2 separate regions of the Mus musculus genome follow, and region 1 is linked to region 2. The links are chromatin contacts, found by POLR2A ChIA-PET in ENCODE. All regions are on one chromosome and are shown on one strand. The core of a region is the stretch at or near the end of the contact, and the rest is flanking DNA. Distances in the headings are between cores, read along the strand shown.

Region 1 (5,904 bases), core at 1,004-3,503, 210 kb after region 2:
AGCTGAGTGCTAGGCTAGGAACTTGTTCTGTTTGTTCCCACTCCACAAGCAGTGGGAGGCCTGTTAGAGGTTGTATGGAAACCCAGGAACAGGGCCAAAATAACCCATGGCTCCAACATTAGAGCAACTGGACCTCCACTAGTCCCATCTCTCCACAGATGTCTGTCCATGGGCTTCTGCTTGGCTGACAAGACTGTTAAACGGCTGGGAACTGGCAACCCAGAGAAAGAGAACACATTAAAAATAATCACTACAGATGGGCATAGTGGTGCAGGGCTGTAATCCCAGTACTCAGGAGGTGGAGGCAGGAGAACCATGAGTTTGAGGCTAGCCTGGGCTACACAGCAAGTCTCTGTATCAGCTGAAGCAATGGCTCTGTGGGTAAGGTGCTAGCCACACAAACATGAGAAGTCTATCCTCGGCACCCATAAAAGATGGAACACAGTAGTGGGATTGAAGCCAACATCATGCCCCATAGCCTTCAAAGCAGAGAGCTTAATTAGTCAACTATTCAGCTGGGTGTGGTCATGCCTGCCTGTGAGACCAGTGCTTGGGAGGCTGAGAGTGGAGGATTGCTGAGTTGGAGGCCAGCCTGGGTGACAGAGCAAGATCCTGACCAGGAAAAGAAGTAATGAAACTTGTTAGCTCAAATGCTGTTGGAGATACAGCCCTGGCTGGCCTGGCGCTCAGGCTAGGCTAGCTTTGAACTTGCAGTGCTGGGGAGATCATGACAGCTGGACATTTGCAGCTTGCTGGTTAGTGAATGCGAGTGAGCTCCAGGTTCAGTAAGGCCCTGTCTTTAAAAACAAAAAAAATAAGGTAGAGGGCGAAGGAGGGGGCTAGCAGGTAAAGAGCTCAGACCCCCAATTATGCACATAAATCCTGGGCAGATAGTGAGCAGGCTATAATCCCAGAGGTGCAGAGAGGAAGTGCACTGATCAGGGAAGACACCTGATGCTCAGGGCACCCTCACATACAAACACTGACAGCACATCTGCATCTCACACACACACATACATACACACACACACACACACACACCAGTGTTTGGGTGTCCATGCATATTCATGAACAAAAACACTATACTAGTAATAACTAGACAATGCTAACTGGGCCCCTTGTTTTCCTTTCTACAGATTTAACTGTTCTGTGACTTGTTTGGCTGGTGACACTCAAGTTTGTATTTACACAGCAAGTTCTTTCCTGGTTTTCAATCTAGAACACTCCTCCTGCTCCCTGGGGCGGTCCTCCTCTAATGAGTCTCACCCTGACATCCCAGCCTCACGTGCACTTTTCTCTTACAGCCCATTTCTTCCAGTCCTGTGGATTCTGCTGACTAAATGCAGCGCTTTGAATTCCCTCATGTCTGCCTCTACTGCCAACCCACTCCTCTTCCTGGGCACTTTCAGAGTAGTAAAGGCATCTTAAGTGACTAAAACACACCAGCCTCTCTCTCTTACTTTCAGATCTTGGATGATGACGCTTTCCTGCTTTCCTCGCTTTCCTGCTTTCCTCGTGGCTTAAAGGTTCTCCCACTGAGCTACATCCCCAGCCTCTGTACCCCCAACTCTTGATTCTGTTTTGGAAGCCATCGCCGGATTTCTCTGTCCAGGTTCGTACCTCTATCATAAAAATAGCATTTGCCTTGATACTTCATTGAAGGTTAAATAAGTAAGTGGTGAATGAATCACGAAAAACTTTAAAACGCCCACACAGAAATCCCGTTGGACTTTAATCCCCTGGGCGAGGCGAGTGCGGGCTCAGGGCCTCGGGCTACAACACAGTCGCTTGTCCTGTCTTGTCCCCGTGATGGGCCCCGTCCGCTCCCCATCCCTAGACAAAGTTTGTTCCTGATCTCTCCCAGTTTTTGATGGTGGCTTGTTTATTTTCCCTAGAACTCTGGCTCTAGCCTCGCTAACAGTGTCCGAGCTGGGAACCGGCGATCTGGAAATCTAGGTTCAGCACGCCCAGCACAAGCCCCTCACTGGACACAAGTTTCCCGGTGCTCGCCGCGTTCCCAGCCACCGCGTCATCTGCCCGCTCGCCGCGTTCTAATCGCTCTCAGACCCCTCCCTCACCGCTCTCCTCCCAAGGAAACTTGACCCTCGCCAGCCGCCGTCGCGAAGCCCCGACTTACTCGCTCGTTGTCCAGCTGCTCGCCAAGCTCAAACTCCGCACGCCGTTACCCGGGCTCGGGGGGCGGGGCTTCGGTACGACCCAGTGCGCCTGCGCAGACCGCCCCGCAAGGCTAAAGAGGAGGGGTGGGGAAGGAGCCCTGTGTTTATGGAACTGGACGGCGGCCGGGAAGGGGCATTACATGAGCAGTGACCTGGGCTTTAAGGAATACGTCGGTACTCTAGGGAGAGCCTTGGTTGTGGCTACAACGGCGGGATGCTACCTGTTAGCTTAGTTCCCAGAGAGTTAGAGCTAGTGGCACGCTGTGAGATGGGGACACTCAAAGGCAGAAGAGAGCGTCGCATCCTCTGGGAACCCAGAGCAAAAGTTCTCTTAGCCACCCCTGTCTTCAGCCCCCATGGGGCTGTTTGTAAATATGCAAGTTCATTATCCTCTTCCCTCTATACAGACCCCTCATCCTCTGGCAACCTACAGTAATTTAACTTTGTTTTCCCTAGACTGTGAGAGGTTGATTCAAAATCTGAGTTATCTTGTATTAGTCAGGGTTCTCTAGTCACAGAACTTATGGGTAGTCTCTATATAGTGAGGGAATTTGTAGATGACTTACAGTCTGTAGTCCAACTCCCCAACAATGGTCAACAGCAGCTGTGAATGTCAGTCCAAGGATCTAGCTCAGTCCCACAAGGCAAGCAGGGCAAAGAAGAGCTAATCTTCCTTCTTCCAATGTCCTTATGTAGGTCTCCATCAGAAGGTGTGGCTCAGATTAAAAGTGTGTGCCTGGATCTGGGACTTGCTTTGTCCCAGATGACCTTAAACTCAGAGGTCTCCCTGTCTTAATCTTCTGGAATTCATAGTCACTAGGCCTCAAGATCTCCATGCCAAGATCCAGGTCAGAAACTTGTATCTCCCAGTCTCCAGATTAGGATCACAGGTGAACCTTCCAATTCTGGATTGTAGTTCATTCCAGATATAGTCAAGTTGACAATCAGGAATAGCCACTATATATACCTGATTTTAAAAAAAGATGTTCCTTTCTGATAAAAATTTTCCTGAAATGAATGTATCTGATCAAACCCTAGGGAATTATGCCTAAGATAGCAAACTCCTAATTGGTTTGGTGTAAATAAAAGGTGGGCTCTAGAGTGTGGGGCAGGCTGTTAAGAGCTGGCCTCAGGAAGAAACCTTGAGGCTGGAGATTTAGCAGAGACAAGACGCCATTCTATATATTAGGTACAGACAGACATGATCCAGAGTTAGCTGTAAGTTGGTGAGGCTCCAAGCCATCGCTGTGAAGGGAAAAAAGGGGAGGGGGAATGTCAAATTGAAGAGAGATTTATGAAGGAGAATTTCTACTGACTGTAAATCAGTGGCCTAACCCAGGGACCAAAATCCTTCCAACTCTTTAGATAAAGCAGGTGCCTCTCTCCAGTCTAGGAAGGACAGCCCTCCAGATGTCTCGTATGAATGGGACAGAGTTGGCAGGGAGGTGATCTGGCTGTTGCCAGAATAATGTTTGTGGTCTGATACCTTTTTCTTATTGCTTCTATAATGACCAGGTAGGAAGCAGCTGCCCCGACTGACAGACAAAAGTCACTGTATTAACCAGAGGTAAAGGTAGCTATTTCTGGTACTAAATGAATTACAGTACGCAGGGAGTAAGTGCTGGCTTGTACCTTTAATTCCAGCCTTTGGAAGGCAGAGGCAGGAGGATCTCAGTGAGTTCTAGACCAGCCTGGTTTACATAACCAGTTCCAGGCCAGCCAGAGTTAGTTAGATCTTATCTCAAAACCAAAACAAACAAAAATGAAATTATAATAAAAACAAAAGCACCAAGGCCCAGGACTCTCTATACAGCTTCCTTTCTTCTAAGATGGATCAGCAATGGTCTATCTGGTGATTATGGGTGACATTTGGGGAGGACCCAGATGTTAATGGCCCTTTGGCTGGGTCTCCTCACATTGTGGGAGGTGAAGTGGCTTCATTTCTGTTTTGTAGATATGGCAGCTGAGCCTGAGAGGTGATCTAACTTGTCCAAAGTGACCTGGTTGATAATAAGAGGGAATGAAGGACTTGCCATCCCGGGAAATCGTAGCCCCTTCCCGCTCCTCTCCTTGGATGATTTACTGCTAAATTTTAGCACAACTGTCTCCTTGTCTGTCACTCAGACGTCACCATCACATGACCACCCCTGTCTGTCATTGTCACTCAGATGTTCACCACCACCACCCCTGTCTGTCACATGAAGGTTTTTTTTTTTCATACCAGTCATCAGTGCATGGAATTACTTCTCTTTGTCATTTCATCTCCTGAATGTGAATTCCCAGCACCTACCTTGTTCACTCCCCCTGACAGGTCCATGGGACAGGAAAAGATGGAGAAGCAACTTCTACAACAAAACAGGTTTAACCTGAGAAAATATCAACACCTCTAGGTCAAGAGTCCAGAGGGGCCCACTGCTCACTTACAGACTAGAAAGGGGAGAAGAAAGCAAAGGTAGTGAATAGCACCCCCTTCTTTGGCTCAAGATAAGAGCAGCTGGGGAGGCTGATAGGAGTGTCAGGAGAAGGATGAGCTACTCCTGGGCTGTCACTGAGGGTCAGCAGGCCAGGTGGCAGGGCAGGAGTTTTGGGAAGCAGGTTACTGTCATTCTGGAAATCCTAGTTTCAGGACTTTAAATCACCGTTTAACCAAAATGTAGGGGCTTTACAGCATGCTCTGGGCTAGCACACCCTAGACCGGTGGTTCTCAGCCTGTGGGTTGTGACCCCAACAGAGGTCGAATATCAGATATCCTGCATATCAGCTATTTACATTATGATCCATAACAGTAGCAACATTACAGTGACGAAGTAGCAATGGAATAATTTTATATTTGAGGGTCACCTCAGCATGAGGAACTAAAGGTCTGCAGCGATAGGAAGGTTGAGAGCTGCTGCCCCAGAGCCTGGAATGGTGCCTGGAAGGCTGATCTTCAGTATTTGGTAGATACTTGAAGTAGTCTGGGAGGAGGAAAGGTGGCTGCCGGCATTAGTGAAAACTTGAAAGTATCTCAAGTGCGCCTCACAGGTGCCCTTGAGTCCTCGTACAGCCTTTCAGAGGAAATGTCTTCTCCGTGAACTGCTTTGTTCCTTTAGGGCTGAGGGTCAACTCCATCAGTAGAATATTGGCTGGCATGCCTGAAGCCCCAGATCTGATAAGCAGCCCCAGGCATGGAGGTAGACACCTGTAATCCTACCACTTGGAAAGTAGAGGCAAGAAGAGCAAGAGTTCAAGGCTTCCCTAGGCTGCGTGAGACCCTGCCTCTCATATATATGGTGAAGGCTTTGTGTATACCATGTGGGGAAATGAAAGGATCTAAGATCACCAAGCCCAGTAGGGAGGCTTGGTGTGTATCACCGGGGTAGAGCGGTGGCTCAGCATATGCAATGAGGGCTTGATTCCAGCATCCCCTCAGAAAGGATTAACATGGCTCCCACTTTCCTCTATCATGTAGACTTTAAAAGCTGGCCACAGTGATACATCTGTAACTGCAGCACCTCCGGGGGCGGGGGCTGAAGTGGGAGGGTCACAAGGCCATCCAGGCTGTACAACGATTGCATCTCCAATCAAAAATCCAGGATGAGGGAATTTGCCCAGGGCTTTTCTGGCCTCACGCCTTTGCCATTCATAGAGCAGGCGCCAGAGAACCTGGTGAAGAGTCTGCAGATGGAGAGGAAGCTGTAGGGAGTCTTTGGGATTGAAGATGTGCGTCCAGGTTCTGACTGCTTAA
Region 2 (5,452 bases), core at 25-2,524:
TCTGGAAAACCCTGTCAGTTCTAAATGTGAATATCCATGGCAGCGTGACAGATAAACTAAGGCCCAGAATAGTAAGGATTTAACTTGAAATCACACAGGTTGAGACACAGGACTGGAAGCCAGGTTTCCCTTTAGAACCCTGGAGTTCAGTCCCTCTGGTGTAGGGTGTGATCAGAGTCAAGGCTAGTACCTGTGAGTTAAACTCCTGGCTCTGCCAAGGACTATTCCTTAATTACCTCGGAAAGTTGCTTAGATTCTCCTGGTCTGTTTCTTTAACTGTAAAAGGAGGATGCTACCTACCTTTTGGGTTTATTGTAAAGATTAAAAGGCAGCACAGTGCTTGGCATATGGTAAGTGTTCAGTGTCAGCTGGCAGTCTGGAAGAAGCAACCGTAGGTGCCCCTTCTTCTTTCCCTCCCCTCCCTCGGAGTCTCCTGTAGCTCAAGCTGCCTTTCAAACTCTTGAACCCATTTCTATCTACCAAGTGGTGAGATGAAAGGCAGGTACATGTAATCTCAGTTTCTCCACATGTAAATCAGGACTAACAATCCCTGCCCTGTCTGTCACTCTTTCCCCCCTGACCTGTTCCGGTAGCAACGTGGACTAAATAAGGTATGTAAACGTTCTAAGCCGAGCTGTCTCCAGGTCAATGTTTATTCAGCTTAGAGCAATTTCTTTCCAAGTCCTACGCTGGCCAGATTTCCTGTCAGCCCCATCAATTCTCTAACACTCGCAGGTGCTCCTTTGTAACCGCGGAAGGGGCAAGGTCCGCTCAAGCCCACCGTAAAAAGGAGCGGGGAAAACAAAAAACATAGAGGAGGGAGAGCAGGCAAGTAGGGCAGTGTAGAGAAGTGGGGTAAAAGGACAAGGAGGGTAAAAGGGACTTACAGATGGAGCGCGGCGGGGGTGGGTGGGGTGGGTGTCCTGCACCTAAGATGCAGGAGAAGGGATGTGCGGAGCTCTGGGGCAAGTGAGGGAGCAGGGATGTGTGCGGAAAAAGCAGCGAGGTGGGATTCTTGAGGAAGAATTGGGGGGTCGCTTTCAGTGTGAGGTCTGTGGGTAACTGGGGGCAGGGAATTCGGGCCGTCACCTCCACTCAGACAGAGGCTCCGAGAGCAGCTCCCGGGCTACAGCCACCCGCTGGCAAACCGCGGAGGGGCGGGGAAAGAGCATTCGGCGCCTGTGATTGGCTGCCGTCCCGACGGCCGCTGACGCGAGCGGGCGGGCCCCTTTGTGACGTCACAATCAGCTGTTGAAGCGTTCGGATTTGTGCCCTGAGCCCGGGCGCAGCGGCCGCAGCAGCTCCGGGCGTCCGTTCGGGAGCCCCGCCGTCTCTCGGCCCGTCCCCGGTATGCGGCTCCAGTTGTGAGCACCGGCGACCCGGGGACGCCCGGCCGCACAACTACCTCAGCGCAGCGGTTGCTGCAGCGGCCCCAGGTGAGTCCCGACCTCCGGGCTGGGGGCTCCGGGCACCCCCAGGACACGCCCTGCGCCCCCCTCTCCCGTTCTTTGTCTGTCTCCGCCGGCGGCAGCCGGAGCTGCGTTCTTGGCTCCCTATTGGTTGCTCCAAGCCGGTAGGCCATGACGTTGCTTTATTTGCATATGACATTGAGACGTCACCAAGGCCAGCCCCGCCTTCCAGGCTTGCATGGGTGCTTGTCCTCTGGTGACCCGGTGGGCGCTATGTCGTGCCCAGCCGGCCGAGGGTTGAAGAGACGCTGAAAGACAAGCGGGATCCGAAGGGACTCGGCGGTTTCCTGGGCTAATCTAGGGACTGGGGTCAGGCCTCTCATTTGTTTTTTCCTTGTGACCTGAGAGAGGGTAGGACAGCAAAGCTCGATTTAAGTTGAGAGGGCGGTAAGTAGATGGAGCTTCAGACTCCAGGTCCTGGAGACACTACCAGATGGTAGCGGATCCCCTCTGTCTTCAGGCTCCGCCCCCTAACATAATAACATCCTTCTAATCCCTGACATGTGTGCAGAGCCTGAGTTGATGTCATTTTCAGCCTACAAATATTGAGGGTCTTAAGCCCCACTTCACGGAAGAGGAAACTGAGACTCAGAGAGACGTAGTTTACTGGAGATCTCAGCCAATTAGAATCACACTCACTAAGTGGTAGATTCCTTAGCTGAAGTATAAGCTACATGCTTACATACATCTACTGAGGACCCTATCTTGGGTTCAGCACCAACCACAATTTGATGGGATGCTTCAGTCTTCATGATCCTGGACATTTTCCCAGGAGGTCTCTGAAAATTGGGTCTCTTACAAGGCCCTGACCTCCTCTGCCTTCTTTCTACTTCAAAACCCAATAAATGGCCGTCTCCCAGCTGTTTTGACCACAGAAAGGTGAGTCACTAGTTGCCTGCCTCCAGGTGTCTCCAGGGCAGATGTTGTTGAGAGGGAGTTGGGAGTTCCCTCTGTGGGCCTCCCATCAGAGCTGTCAGCTGGGAGAACCAGACCCTTCCCTGGCATTAGTGATGCAGAGCTTATGCTGTTTCCTGAGGCTGCTTCCAGAGTGACAGAAGGATGTCTCTTACTTTCCAAGTAAGTAGATCTGGAGTCCTTCCCAGGTTGAGGGTCGCTCAAGAATGGCCTGGGCTAGGGTTGGCTTAGGCCTCCAGTGCTATTCTAGGCACAGCCTCTGTAGTATTAAGGGAATGGTTCTTCCTGGAGCAGAGCCAGGAATCTGAGAACCAGGAAGCCAGCAGGCTAGGAAAGAAAACCCAGGAGGCTCTCCTAGTGGTCAAAGGAGGGGGGCAGTCATAGCTGGCTGGTTGCTACCATCTCTCCTGGCTGTCACTCACTTCTGTATGATCTCCACCAGGGAGCTTCTCACTTGACATGTCAACAGTTGAAAAGGCTCATTGCAGGGACTGGTGCACAGTGTGAACCCTGGGAAATGCATGCAAAAGTTTGATGCCAGGGACCAGAGATCTACAGGGACCAGAGACCAGGGCCTGTGTCTGATTTCCCTGTTTCCTGTGTATTATATTTTTGGATATTACCTGTTGAGGTTTTTCTGATTGTATGTATTCTGCATTGCCACACCACCACTAAGCTATAGCTTTATTGGGTAGATTCATGTTCCCAATTTGATATCACCATCCCTAAAACAGGAGACTTGTTGTCTTGGTCCAGGGAAGGAGGCTTGGGTTTGAAGGCTTGGATCTTGGTCCAAAGCTTGTGTTTATCCTCAAGGGATCCCTGGATCTGACAGCTTCCTTCTTCCACTGTCTATCACTGACATGTGGTCTCACTGGACAGGATTCTTTCTCTTGGCTAGTGATGCTGAGTTTGAACAAGAGTCTAGGGGAAAGGGGAGTTAGAGTAGTGGGGCAGACCTGTAGGCACAGGTCCTCCTCATCTGAGGGTTGCCCAATCTCATGGTAAGATTGTAGAACTGAGCCGGGCGTGGTGGCACTCGCCTTTAATCCCAGCACTCGGGAGGCAGAGGCAGGCGGATTTCTGAATTCGAGGCCAGCCTGGTCTACAAAGTGAGTTCCAGGACAGCCAGGGCTACACAGAGAAACCCTGTCTCGAAAAACCCAAAAAAAAAAAAAAAAAAAAAAAGATTGTAGAACTGTAGTGATTACGGATGCTATTAGGTTCAAATACTACCTGTGTCTTTCACTAGCTGTGAGACTTTAGGTAGTTATCTTATTTCGCTGGGCCTTTTAAAAAAATTAATTAATTAAATGTATGTGAGTACACTGTTGTTGTCTTCAGCCACACCAGAAGAGAGCATCCGATCCCATCACAGCTGGTTGTGAGCCACCATGTGGTTGCTGGGAATTGAACTCAGGACCTCTGGAAGAACAGTCGGTGCTCTTGACTACTGAACCATCTCTCCAGCTCTCTGGGCTTTGTTTTATTTATCTCTCTATCAGAAAAAATTTTTTCTCTTCCTCCCACTCCTTTTCAGTCCCTTTGACAGGATCTTATGTAGCCAGGAACTATTTTTTTTTTTTTTTTTTTTTTTTTTAGGTAGGGCCCCATGTAGTTCAGACTGGCCTTTAACTCACTATGTAGCCTAAGCAGGACTTGGACTCTGATCCCCCTGCCTCTACCTTCTAAGTGCTAGGATAATAGACAGGAGGTCTTCATGTCTTTGAACTCTTGTCCTCTTGCCTCTAGCCCCTAAGTCCTAAGATTCCAGGCTTGCCCTTTCACACACTGTGAGGATATAAGGAAAAATGGACCAGGTTTCTTAGTATAGTGTTGTATGTTACTGACACAGGAATATTAATTATGATGATGGTAATAAGAACAATTTTTTTCCCTTAATGGAAAATTCCTATTTACTCCTCAAAGCCCAGGTTGGCTGTTATCTTCCTCTAGAGACTTACCCTGGCAAAGCTTGGTCATATATATCACTTCTTCCATATCCCCAAAGCACCCTGTCATAACACCAAGTTTATTAGCTTATTGAATGTTTACTGTGTGCTCAGGCACTGTTCTAAACATGTCATTAAGTGTTTCCTCATTTAAGTCTTATTACGATTGTCATTTGACAGATGAGAAAACAAAGACCCAGCACCTTTCTAAGTGCATACAGGAACACCCACTGAATGCAGAAAAGCACACACACCAAGAGCTTCTCTGCTATTACTGCTCTGGCAGCTAGGGGCTATAGCCTTGTCTCCAGCTACCAACTGAAGGGCTGACTTTAGTTCGTGCTTCTACTAATGTCTTTCTATGCTTCTCAGGGCTTTAAACTGCCATAGGGCGCCCCCTTGAGGTTGCTTCACCCGCTGACCATGTTCCAGCGCTTCACCAGCCTTTTCTTCAACACCCCTGCGCCTCCTGAAGACTCCAACTGTCCGGGGGCCTTTGTCTCTGAGGAGGATGAAGTGGATGGCTGGCTCATCATCGACCTACAGGGTGAGGCTTGAGTCAGGATCCAGCACTCTTGATTCCCTAGTCTATGAGCATAATGAGGACAGGAGGTGTTGCAATATAGAGGGGAAGAGGGCTATTTGGATGTTGGAGTCCCCCTAGGCCTACTGGAAAAATTAAAGTAGAAGCCGTGAGCCCAGAGGTGAGGTAACACAGACCCTTCTCTTGAAAGCTCTGGCTCCTGCCATTTGTTGGGGCACACACCTGGGACACCTAGGGCGGTGGGCTAAGGATCCTGGCCTTCAGGTGCTCTCTGGGCACGATGGATAGAGGTGCAGGTCTGACTAACGATGCCCTTTCTCTCCCCATCCCATGTGTCTGGCATATGTGTGTGTGTGTATGTGTGTCCCACCCTGCTGCTCCCTCTCCTCTGCATGGCTTCCCATTCCCACACCCTATAGACAGCTATACAGCTCCTCCCGACCCCGGGGCCTCGCCTGCTCCTGCAGGCCGCCCTCCACCCGCGCCCTCCTTGATGGATGAGAGCTGGTTTGTTACCCCTCCCGCCTGTTTTACTGCAGAGGGGCCCGGCCTTGGGCCTGCCCGCCTCCAGA

What was found. ChIA-PET counts read pairs that join two places held with the same protein, here RNA polymerase II (POLR2A).
Region 1: POLR2A ChIA-PET joins it to region 2 with 14 read pairs in Patski. The contact joins the promoter of Gss here to the promoter of Trp53inp2 in region 2. POLR2A ChIA-PET finds 5 or more read pairs at or near these places in 2 of 5 experiments (Patski and embryonic stem cell).

Annotation. Positions count from the first base shown.
Region 1 is chr2:155,590,557-155,596,460 of GRCm38, forward strand. Gss (glutathione synthetase) reads right to left here and starts at 2,254. Exons shown (of 13, transcript NM_008180.2): 1 at 2,138-2,254. Gssos2 (a long non-coding RNA gene) reads left to right here. Exons shown (of 5, transcript XR_001783522.2): 4 at 1,467-1,612; 5 at 1,896-3,970.
Region 2 is chr2:155,380,582-155,386,033 of GRCm38, forward strand. Trp53inp2 (transformation related protein 53 inducible nuclear protein 2) reads left to right here and starts at 1,275. Exons shown (of 4, transcript NM_178111.3): 1 at 1,275-1,436; 2 at 4,709-4,883; 3 at 5,300-5,452. The coding sequence starts at 4,760.